Regions from separate parts of the Homo sapiens genome. Here regions 1 and 3 are each linked to region 2. A link is a loop called in an ENCODE intact Hi-C map of the cell type or tissue named here. Cell type or tissue: PC-3. All regions are shown on one strand. Each heading gives the region's core, and the rest is flanking DNA. Links, peaks and the distances in the headings are about the cores only.

What was found. Peaks named below come from ENCODE experiments on the same cell type or tissue, not always from the same donor. Only the 100,000 strongest peaks of a DNase experiment are listed, where the experiment ranks them.
Region 1: it touches region 2 in a loop (2.0-fold over the local background); 3 of 110 quality-filtered maps call a loop at or near these places.
Region 3: a loop joins it to region 2, with 1.8 times the contacts of the local background. A loop is called at or near these places in 3 of 110 quality-filtered maps.

The regions. Positions count from the first base shown.
Region 1 is chr6:55,978,435-55,982,439 of GRCh38, forward strand. All of the region lies in intron 1 of LOC107986539 (a long non-coding RNA gene), which reads left to right. Among named protein-coding and RNA genes, the nearest start is that of BMP5, 100 kb to the left of the region's middle. In PC-3, for the core only: a CTCF peak has its summit at 2,386 (motif pointing right); no DNase peak of the experiment used is centred there.
Region 2 is chr6:56,045,165-56,049,169 of GRCh38, forward strand. No RefSeq gene overlaps it. Among named protein-coding and RNA genes, the nearest start is that of BMP5, 170 kb to the left of the region's middle. RefSeq lists a silencer at 1,427-1,721. In PC-3, for the core only: no CTCF peak of the experiment used is centred there; a DNase peak (open chromatin) is centred at 1,617.
Region 3 is chr6:56,233,102-56,237,106 of GRCh38, forward strand. The region is part of intron 1 of COL21A1 (collagen type XXI alpha 1 chain); the gene reads right to left. Among named protein-coding and RNA genes, the nearest start is that of COL21A1, 12 kb to the right of the region's middle. In PC-3, for the core only: no CTCF peak of the experiment used is centred there; no DNase peak of the experiment used is centred there.

The sequences.
Region 1 (4,005 bases), core at 877-3,376, 66 kb before region 2:
TTCTTTGTTCTTAATCCAAAATGTGTTTTTAGCTTTCATCTCAGCTCCAAAGCACATAACTGCTAAACAATTTCCATATGGAAGCCATTGCGTTAAGAGTTCTGGACAAAATAATGATACATGGTTGCCTTAAAGGAGTTTACTGTACAGTTGGAAAGATAGGCATGCAGATACAAAGATATAACACAAGGTCCTATAAAAATCTATAGCTCATTGTTTGCAGAGATTTTTCATGCATTCTACATTTAATAGAATCTCTATTCTACAAACAATATAAAGCTGTAATTAACCCTTTAAAGCTATTTGCCAAAGTAAATGTAAGTAATTACATTGCTTTACTTAATTTTTAAAGTAGCAAAGAAAACTCTTCCAACTAAGTGGATTCATCTTGTTCATTGTACCTCCAGCATTTATCACGACACTTGTTATAGTAAGGATTCACTATTCCTCATAAATATATAATATATACAGTAATGGCACCACATAACAATGTTTTGGTTAACAATGAACCAATATGCAACAGTGGTCTCATGACATTATAATGAAGCTGAAAAATTACTATTGCCTAGTGGGCTAGTTATTATAACATCATAGAGCATAACCTATTCTAAGTTTAGATTTGTGTAGATACACAAATTGTGTAGTAATTGCCTACAGTATTCAGTCACATGCTGAACAGGTTTTTAGCCTAGAGGCAATAGGCTATAGCATATAATCCGGTTGTGTAGTAGACTATGCCATCTAGGTTTATAAAGTAGTTACATAAAGCCTAGATGGCATAGCTGACTACACAGTGTACTTACATAGCCTACTACACAGTGCCCTAAAGTTTATGTAAATACACTGTACTTATATAACCTACTACACACTGTACTTTCATAACCTACTATACAGTATACTTACAGTTTATAGTACTTAGTACACTGTACTTACATACTATGCCTAAAGATATATAATCCCCTAAGGTTACATTTCTTAGAAGAAATCCCTGTCATTAGGTGACACATGAATAAAATTATTATTTGTCAATTCCATGAAAATTTTAAAAGATTAGTGGAAATAATTTTTAAAATTCAGACTAATGTATAAAAACATAAAATAGAAGATAAAGATGACACAAAATTCAACCAGCTTTGTAAACAATCTAAAAGTACATTGTTTTGCTCAGATTTGTGATGGCATTCTTAGAAAATTATTGTAATTGGAATTGCTATGTTTGAAGTATATTTTCATGTTGCACTGCAATACTACTCTCAAAAAAGCTGACATTGCTTTACACTTCATTCACAAGTATATGAAATTCCTATTTCCCCAAAATGACCCAGAACTTTGTCAATGCTTCCTTTTTGGTCAACCTGATATGTGACAAATAATCTTGCATTGCTATTTTCACTTGCATTCCTGTGATTACAAAATAAAGCATTTTCTGTTCATTTTCCTTTAATACTTCTTTATGAATTGGCTCTTCTTGAAATTTTTCTCATGAATATGTAAGTTCTTTATACAGCACTATTATATAGTACCTTTTCCATCATATATTGCAGTTTTTTCTGTTCTGTGCATTTGCTTTTAATGCCATACACTATATTACTTATTATCAATATATTTTATTATTTATGTAACAAACCAACAAAAATTTTCCTCTTAGTTTGTGATTTTGATGTCATTTCAAAGGCCATTAACAACCCAAGACAACATAATTATTTCTCTGTAATATTCCTAGTTTTATTTTTTTCTTTAAACTTCAACATATCAAGTGTTTTAATGTAAGCTTGAAGTATCACTTCAAATTTTTTTCCAAGCAGCACAGTTATTCTAATGTTATTTGATAAATAGGCTAATAGCCTTGAAATGCTACATTTTTAAGACCAAAAAAAATTGTAACTGTAATTTTTTTAGTTCTATGTTATTTATCATTATGTCTATTTTGACAGTAGTTCCACGGTTTTCATACTACGGTATCTTTATAATATCTTTTGTATTATAATACTTTTTGTATTTGTATTTTGTTGAAAGCCTCCTCTCTTTTAGGTGAGCATTGCAGAGTTTCTGGACCATTCTTTCATGTTTATTTATTCTGATAAATCTTAAAATGTTTTAACGAGGTATTTCTCTCCAAATCTTATTAGAACTGGTTCTGCAATTCTCAGAATGTTGTTTACAATTCTCCATGAGGTAGTTATTTTGCTCAATTTTATTTTAACATAATTTGAATAAGTATGGAAGTCTTTGCAAGAAAAAAAAGGAATAAGTAGAACAACAAATCTGAATGAGAAAATTCACAATGTCAAAAATCTTGTCAACAAAGACCCCTAGATCTTTTCTTTCCAGGGAGCCTTAGGGAAAACCAACAAAAATGAAAACAGTGCTTTTCAAACCACCAGAGGGCAGTGCACTCAAAATAATGGATATCAGCAATCCTGAACTAAAGCCCAAAGTTTCCCTTCTCTTAAAGATAAAATTTACATAACAATAGACTCTTGGTTCATTTTAAACTCTGAAATAATTACAGTCCTTAAATCTGATATTAGCAATATGACATTTATTTATAATACTTAGAGAATATTCACAGAAATATAGTCACCACTGAATTTTTCCATATTAATATTATAGTCTGCCTGCCCAACCACTTTGCTAAAGATCTACATAAAACCTTAAGGTGTTCTGTATGAATGAGAATTCCTTGAAAACAGGAATTGTGCTTTCTCACCAGTCGTTTCTTCTGTACATGGACAGGACTCAGTTTATTGTAATAACTCAATATCTAATGAATAAAAAACAAAATAAATGATTTGTAGTCTCGGCCCTACTCAATTTCTGCATTAATTCAAATGAAACCTGCATTACACTATGAGCTATTGCTACCCTTAGGCAAGTGGGTTCTCTGCCCTGAGCCCTGCACTTCATCTGGGCCTCTTCCAGCAACAACCCTTCTCCCTCTGGCCAGGATTACTCTCCTTCCCATGGGCAATGCAATAGGGCTACCTTTCACATCATACTCTGGGTGTCTCAGACACAGATTCACTGAAGCCCCTGTGTAGTTCTACTTCTCTAGGCCCATCTTACCCAGAGTAGATTATGTAATGGGTGTGCACAGGGCAGACCCAAAGAGTGGCTGAAGGGGTGCTATTTCTTTGGGCTGTGGACAGAATTTTATTGTGCAATCTGGGATTTATGGACCAGACAGATTCAAGGAGAATTTTTTTCTCTTTCTTCCTTATGTTTCTGGGTCATATAATTTTTAACAATAATTACCTATTACTTGTATTGTTTTTAAAACACAGAGAGAAAGGTGTAGAAGTAAAATCCACTTCACTTGGGGACAGATTGGATCTACAGAATGATGGGACAACTGACCTTGTATATCTTTCTGGCATGGGGACTGGTTAAACAACACTATCATCAAATGAAATTTGCAATTCTAGAAAAGGAATAGATTTATGCACATGGCATAAGAATGCTAAATTCTGTGAAGAACAAGTTGTATTGAAGACCTGTGTAATATCTATGTGCAACTATCTAGAAAGCAGTCAGAAATTTTTGTGGAGATCTCAAAAGGAAGGTTTTGACTAGATCATGCATTTTTGAGAGGGGTCTATGTATAGCTAACAAGCAAAAAATCTACTGAGAAAAAGTGTAGAAGATACAAAAAGAATAAGACCAAAGTCAGTACCATTTTAGAATAAGAGAGAAGAAAATGACATGTTAGAATAAGAGAGAAGAAAATGACAAAGAGCATTCACTCAGGAGAAGGATCAGAAAAGCAGAAACAAAGGAAAAGTTTCAACAAATACAAAGACTTCTTGATGTCAAATGGAACAGAAAAATCATATACAATACATTCTTGCAAGCACTGTCTGGATTTGTTCATCAGGAGGTCACATGTGACCTTGGAGATAGTCATGTCAGTGAACTGTCAGAGTGAAGTCAGAGAGCTGTAGGCAGAAAAAGGAAAGAGAGGTAGAGAAATAAAGCTAATGGAAGGTCTACCTTTTCAAGACTTCT
Region 2 (4,005 bases), core at 501-3,000:
TACCAAGTAACAAAACAGGAATAAACTATTGATACCACATCATAGATGAATCTCAAAAACATTATAATGAATGAAGGATGCCAAGAAACAAAAGATTACATAAAGGATGATTCCATTTTTATGTAACTCTAGAAAAGAAAATTATCATCTATGTGATAGAAAGCAGAGCAGGGATTGCCTGGACCTGGAGGAGGGATAAATTACCTGGGGAAAGGCACAAGGAAACTTTTTAAGGGTGATGGAAATGTTCTATATCTTAATTGTGGTGATGGTTTCATGGGTGCGTATGTTTGTCAAACCCCATCAAAATACAGACTTAAAAATGGATGCATTTTATTGTATGTAAACTTTATACTTCAATAAAATTTATTTTTAAGTTACTGATTATATTTATTAAATATACACAGTAAACAAAATTAAGTTTCAGTTTCTATTTGAAGCTTTTTATAAGCAAAAAGAATGAAAGGAGAAAAAAGAGAAAGGCAAGACGCAGAAAAAATAGAATATAGGTCAATTTCAGTCTCTTTCAAAATTGTAAAATGAGGAGGTGGAATAATTATTTGATTTATTTGGATTTGTCTATTTTTATTTGAAGTGTTTTTTGTGTAATCAAAACTACAAAACCATTGCAATTATTTTTGTCCTCAGAATTTTCTTTCCTCTGAGTAACATCATGTACAAATTTCATTACATAGGCATTTAGACAGATTTTCATATAAATACATATTTGGGAAAGAATGTTTCTTTGCCAATTTCCAATGTAGAAATTAGATAAATACTAGGCATAAAAAGTTATGTGGTTGAATGCTTTTCTTTAATTTCCATGCCAAAAGACCAGAATCTCTAATATTGAACAAACTCTTTTAATTTTATTAGCAGTTACTCTTGTGGAATACAGAATTTGGTGCCAGAAAATCACATTATTCCACTGACAATTAGATAACATGGCCATATCTTTAGAGCACCAATATTAAATTACTGGAACATCAGAAAAAAATGAAACTGTGAATTATAATTTTCCCTAGCAACATATGTGTCTTTTTTTCCTGTTTCCCACTTCCCCACTTTTTCCCCAAACTGACTAATTTTCTATCTAATGTTCAGTGTTTTTAGGGCATAAATTAGCCCAAGTGCTTAAAATTTAAAGCCTTATTTTCCCATTTCCTATAAAGCAATATAGGGTTTTGCAGTGTTAACAAAAGGGACACCACATTGCTTATTGTTTTGCGCAAATTTTAAAATGGAAAAAAGTTTGAACACATCCTTTCTACATAGATGTAGTAAGTTTCATTGAAATAATACAAATCTTTTTTTTTTCCGAAATCACAGAAGAAAGCAAATACTTTTATTTTTCTCTATGGAGTTATTTAATGAGTTAATGAGTGAGTACATGAAATAGGAGTAGTAACTTACAAAGTGTACCCCAAAATGTCCTAAAAATTCTCAGTTAGCTGCAATTCTCAGCAACGGTGAGGCTTGATTCTAAACAATCCTAATCAAGTTGAATAGATTTATTCAGGAAAAAAAGTTATCACATATTTCAGGAAGCAGAGGAACAGAGCAACAAGTTGTTGCCCTGCCAACAGTGACCACAGAAGCCACAGCTAGACGGCGGCAGCCTGTTCGGTCACTGTATAAAGAAAGCAGTGGGCTGGGCACGGTGGCTCATGCCTGTAATCCCAGAACTTTGGGAGCCTGAGGCGAGTGGATCCCCTGAGGTCAGGAGTTTGAGACCAGCCTGGCCAGCATGGTGAAAACCCGTCTCTACTAAAAACACAAATTTTTTTTTTGTATTTTTACAAATACAAATTTGTATTTTACAAATACACTGGGTGTGGTGGTGCACATCTGCAATTCCAGCTACTCGGGAGGCTGAGGCAGGAGAATCACTTGAATCTGGGAGGTGGAGGTTGCGTTGAGCCAAGATCACGCCACTGCACTCCAGCCTGGGAAACGAGAGTGAAACTCCATCTCAAAAAAAAAAAAAAAAAAAAAAAAAAAAAGAAAGCAGTTCCCTGGCTAACCCAGGGTAATACTGGTGCCACCAACAGTGACAACAGCATTTAAGTAGCAAGGGTGAAAATATCGAATTCTGTTTTACACATTCACAGTTAACTGATGGTAGGACATTCTGTGAAGAGACTGCATTAATTCTGTTATACAGAGGACTAGAGAGACGTTTAGGATCGAAGAGAGGAGACCTGATAATTGTCTGTGTGGCTCAAATTTGTTTCAATATGTATGCAATTAGCCACAAAGGACAATATAGAGGCCAATGTAAAACTGCTGTCTCCACTGGTAATCATATAACAACAGCCTACTGTGTGTTGAACAATTGTTATGTATTTTTAATTATCATATTTGGAAACAATCCTGAAATATTATTGCTATTCCCTTTCAAAGATGAGGCTTATCACAACTAATTTGGTTTATCACAGCGACTCCCTTTCAAATACTGAGGCTTATCGCAACAAATTTCAAGGCCGCACAGGTAGGAAATGTTAAAAGGTCTGTCCCAAACCTGGGATATTAAAGAACTTCTGGTTCCCATTTTGTGTTCTTCACATTACTGGGGGAACCTAATAAAATAAGCCAATCATCAGAAAGTTGTAATAATAATAACTAACAATTATCAGGTACTTATTATGTTCCAGCTACTCATCTAAGAATTTTACTCTATTAATTCACCCAAATCCTAGCACTACAGGCCACATCATAATTCTCCTTTATGTGATCTTTATACTAATAAATATGGTTCAAAAAGAATTTCAAATCAACTTTGGCAAAAGGTGTACTTCAGAACATATTTTTAAACACTGCATGAGGTTTGCCTTTAACAAGCTCACTGTCTCATAGGGACAATTGCAATTACAAAGAACAATTGCAATATAGGATTAAAAACAAAAAATGTTATCATGGGGCCTTATATAGGATATTAGTAAGAACACTTGGGAGAGGTCCAAAAAAGGACCTGGAATAGTCACTCGGAATGAAACCTGCAAATAACATTCCAAAAGGTAGAAAAAATTCAGTGCAGTGAAAAATTCTGCCCAACACAGTGATGGAATAATTAATTGGCCTCCAATTGCCAACTAAGTATTGTATTGAAACAGGAACAATAGAGAGAACATGCTTTAGTTATAGTAAAACTGAAAACAGGAGCTTTGGAGCCTGGCAGATCTGAGTTTGCATTCTAGATTTGTCACTGCTTATTAGCGTGAAGCTCAGTGTTTTCCTTTATGAAATGAAAACATTACCTACTCCTAAGGAAGCTGTGAAGACTCAGGGTGGAATGTTTTTGAAATCACTGAATCAATAGCTGTTGTGAGTGTCTCTGCTGTGGCTTCCTAATGTAACTTTCTCCTTTAGGGAGCTCAGCACTAATGTCTTTCCTCCAGGCTCTTAGGACTCTTAAAACCTGCAAGGGCCCATTAACATTTCATGGGGACAGGCAATAACATTCATCTCTTTTACTCTCTGGGTGTTATTGGAGATAGCGATCATTTCCTATGTGAGCTTATGCCTCTAAAATTTTACTAGTTCGCCTTAAAATGAACAAGAGAATCATGGGATGGTGTGGGGTAAAACTAGTCAGCGCTAGCTCTCTTTTTCCCTCTTTTTCCTACGTGGGTGCCACTTATTCCTATAATGAGATCTTCCCCACTTCCCAAGTCTGCACAAGGTGTGAGAGAGTCCTTGTCAGTTAAAGGAAAGCCAGAATAGCTGCTTTCACTTAAATTTAGAGAAGCTGAAAAGTAGGTTGTCTTAAGTGGAATTAAATATGTTATTATCAAAAGAACTCAGCACCATCCTAGGATTACAGGCATCCTGATAATCCTCCTTCAGGTAAATGGGAAATAATTTTAGATGTTTCTAAACTTTTAAAGAAAAATTTTAGAAAATGTTTGCTTGGTTCTTAACATTCTTTCTTTTTATCCACAGCGACCACCATCTTTAACCAAATATTTTCTGTTTCTTCCACATTACTCTTTGGTAGAAACAAAA
Region 3 (4,005 bases), core at 877-3,376, 190 kb after region 2:
AATCTATGAGTTTGGGCACTTAGACTAGACTGACAAGACAGGCCCCAGGTAGCTTCCCCACAAGCAAAACCCAAGAGAAGAAGCAGCCATATCCAATAAATAAGACACTAATACATTGCCCAACTTTATAATTATTGGGGGCAAGCTCCAGATAGTCTTAAATACAAAATTGCAAACACGAAAATAGGCAACAAATAAGAGTGAACAAATATCAATAAAAACCAGCAACATGAAGAAAAACCATGAGCTCAATGAATACATTAACAGCCATAGAAACAGTTAATAACAGTAAAAGGACTCAGTTAAATCTAATTGATATATTCAAATATATATGTAAGAATATTAGTGAATAAAAAGAGAAAATCAATTAGTATCTTAGAAAATTAAAAACTTAATAATGGATATAGTTGAAGATGGAAATAGCTAGATGGAAAATCAAGTTGAAAACTTCTACCAGATTACAATGCAAAAGAACACAGATTTTACAAAATATTTCAGAAGAATATTCAGAAGAAAAAACTAAAAAGAGACATATGGAGAAATATAGGAGAGAAACGGTAAAGGAAAAAATTTCAGAGCTAAATTAACATTTGATTCTTCAAACTGAAAAAGCATTACAAATATCAAGCTGCTTGAATAGGCAAAAAAAAAAGACCTATTTCATATTTTTGTGAAAAGTTATAATTCAAAGAATAGAGCAAAAAAATCCTAAGTGTTTGGGGGAGAGGCAGGATGCCTAAAAAGAAATAAATTTAGCTTGTCTAGAGACTTCTCATCACAAAAGTGAAGCTAAAAAACAATGAGGGGGTAATTGATACCAATCAGCCATTAATAGGAAAATATGTTTTAGTTAATACGTAGAAATGTAATTATAACAATTATGATATAAATAGGATTATAACTTCCAGAGATGACTGGTAGAAAAGGAAAATAAAGCAAACAATTCCAAATAACAGAAAAAATCATTATAATAAAAGACAAGAAAGCATGGTAAAAACAGAAAACATAAGTAAACTTCAAGGAAAAAGTCCAAACATATTAGCAATCATAATAAAGTTGAATGGGTAATTTGCCTATTTGGAATCCAGAAAAATTTGAAATTGTGTTTTTTAAAGTCTTTGTATATGCTGTTTACAAGAAATCCACCTAAAACTCAGTGACAGAAAATGTTGAATATAAAGGGGCAGAAATATAATTTACTAGGTAAATACTAATAAAAGAAAATAAATATAGTATGAAAAATAGAATTCAAAGCAAAAGTATTAAACAGGATCAAAAAGGAATATTTCATATTTATATAAGATGCACTTCCTAAGAAATAAGTTATGAAACTGTAACCATTTTCTTTCAATATTTTGTCATGAACATTTTCTATAAAGTTATTTACTTTCTATATTTTCTATTATCTCTAAAGACACATTTACTGTTAAACATCATTTTTAACACTGCTTCATAATCAATACAAAAGGCAACGTTTTCCCTAATAGTACACATTTAGGATTTTTTTTTCTAAAATACAAAAAATTTGCACTTTCATCTCCATCACCAGCAGAAATGCTCACCTGAAGACTAATGACCTCCTCATTTCCCAATTCAATAGCTCCCTCACCCATACTCTCGCACTTCCCTCCTTTATCTTCCTCTGCTTAAAAAATCACACACTCTTAATCACTCTTGTCATGCTTTCTCATATTCATCTCTTAAAAGCTATCCTTTCTCCTGATTGGTCATTTTCTTTTGGCCTTTTGGTTTTTGGCAGACTATTGACAAATGTATTCTTAGCCAACTGATCACTGCCCCTCATCCAGAAAACACAACATCTTCCCCTGCTCCAGTGATTGCTTCCACTCAAGGACTTCAGTTCGTGCATACTGAAACATCTTATTTCCTACTTCTCCGCACCTAAACCTTCCATTCCTACTAGGCAAGTTATATTGAGTCCCTTAAATAAGCCATTTCCATTCATAGCTCTAAGGCTTATCTGAAAACACACCTTAATTTGTGGCTTATAGATTAATGTTCAGGGTCTAGGTAATAAACACCATAAACTTACAGAAACTTGGTATAAGTAATCTGTATATGCAATAAAGAAATGGGAGGCAAAAGGGAACAGAAATAGCTATGAATAGCAATGCATATATATGCCTCTGGTAAACCCACAAGCCTGAAGTTTAAAAACAATTGTGAACCAGGCCTATATTCAGCTGGTACAAAGCAAGGTTGCTGTACAGATTGTGTATGCACATTTGTTTTGACTGGATCTGAACCCACTCCAATTGGCTGATGTTCTGGCTTTTCTGATTGTTTAATATTCTAAGCCTCACTTCTGTTTGTGAGCACTTACAAAACTTATAAAAGGAATGAGTCACTGAACACTCTGCAGTGCTTGCTAAGTGTCAAAAATAGATCATATAAAACTAACCTGTACTTCTTTGATAGCTGTACTAGGCTGACATCAGGGGAATACTGTTCGTGATAGTTCAAAAATGAAAATGAATTAATGTCAGTTGGATATAAGACTATTTAAATGGCCCCCTAATGAAGAATAACACCTGATGTCAGCCTGGTAGGAGGTTTCTGGTGGTATGTTTTAGAGTTCTATGCTTTTCCCTGTCTAATTGGTTATTCATAATTTGAATGAGGGAGATGATGGCTTGCAAATTAAATTTCTAGACAAAGCATACCTTGAAAGATGACTAACTGATGGAATAGAAGACTTTGGACAAAAAAAAAATCTTAACTGAATAAATAAGAGACCACTGCAACAAGGCAAAATTCAAAAGAAATACAAAACTTCTGGGATCCAAAATTTGGATTGTAGAATGCTCATTAGGAATAAAGTGGCTTAACAGCAACAGGTCTGAGTTGACTAAATGGTCTTAGCTGATACCAAATTGAATTCATTCATGTGAACTGGCTGTCAAGAATTAATTTGCTCTTGAACTACATTGAGGAAAGAATACGGCTACATCCTTTCTATTAAGCAACCAATGGCCATAGATATCAAAACTGAATGTGTTTAGGGAAGGCTGACAAGAGTGGAGATATAAACACAAACCATCTCAAAGAAGTGGTTTCAGAATATGATGTTCCACTTGGGGCATATATTAGCTGTCTTCAAATGCTGGGAACATGGAAAAAGAAATAAGGCTTGTTTCTGTCACTCCCAGAGTACACAACTAGGTCTAAAGCCTGGAAACTCCAGGGAGAAGTTTTTCAGTTTAAGAAAAAAGTTTCCAATAGATGGGGATTTCCCTAAAATAGAAAGTTTCCCATCATTGGAGGTGTTTGGTATTGGAAACTATGCTCAATATGTATGCTATAGGGAGGGGTTAAGGCATCAAGAATTGTTGGGATAAACAATACTCATATCACGAACAACAATTTGTAGGATACTGCCAGCCCTATGACTTGTGTTAACTAGAGTGTGTCTAAACAGAAACATTTGTTCAAACTGAAGCATGCTTCAAAAGGCTGGGTCAAGCCCCATCTCCTCCATGAAGCAAATCATGACAAAAACAGATGATATCTTCCACAGTGCTTACCTCTAGCATTAGACCATATGGAACTCAATTAAACAGAGTATTAGTTTGCTTTCTAAAAATTGTATTTAAAATAGTCCATCTCACAACTGTATCATAAGCAATCTGGCTATGGCTTGCCTCAATCTACTAAGTACCTAATGGCCACTGAAATTAAACTTGTCTACTCATTGCTCCTCTTGTTCTCATATGGCATATATTCAATGTTTTTACAGCTGACAATACCTCCTTGCTGCGAAAGTGATGAAATATACAGTAATGACTATTTGGGAGTTCCTGGTGGTGCCTCTCCATCTTGATAGTTTAAAATTTCTATATTTTTCCATTTAAAACTTCTCAACTCCCTATTGAAAACAATGGTTATAAAAACTGAAATCCATTCTTACAGCTTTTGATGAGAGCAAAATGTGCCTTTTTCTCCCTGTTTTTACGTGAGAACCTATCAATAGATGGCTCTGAGAAA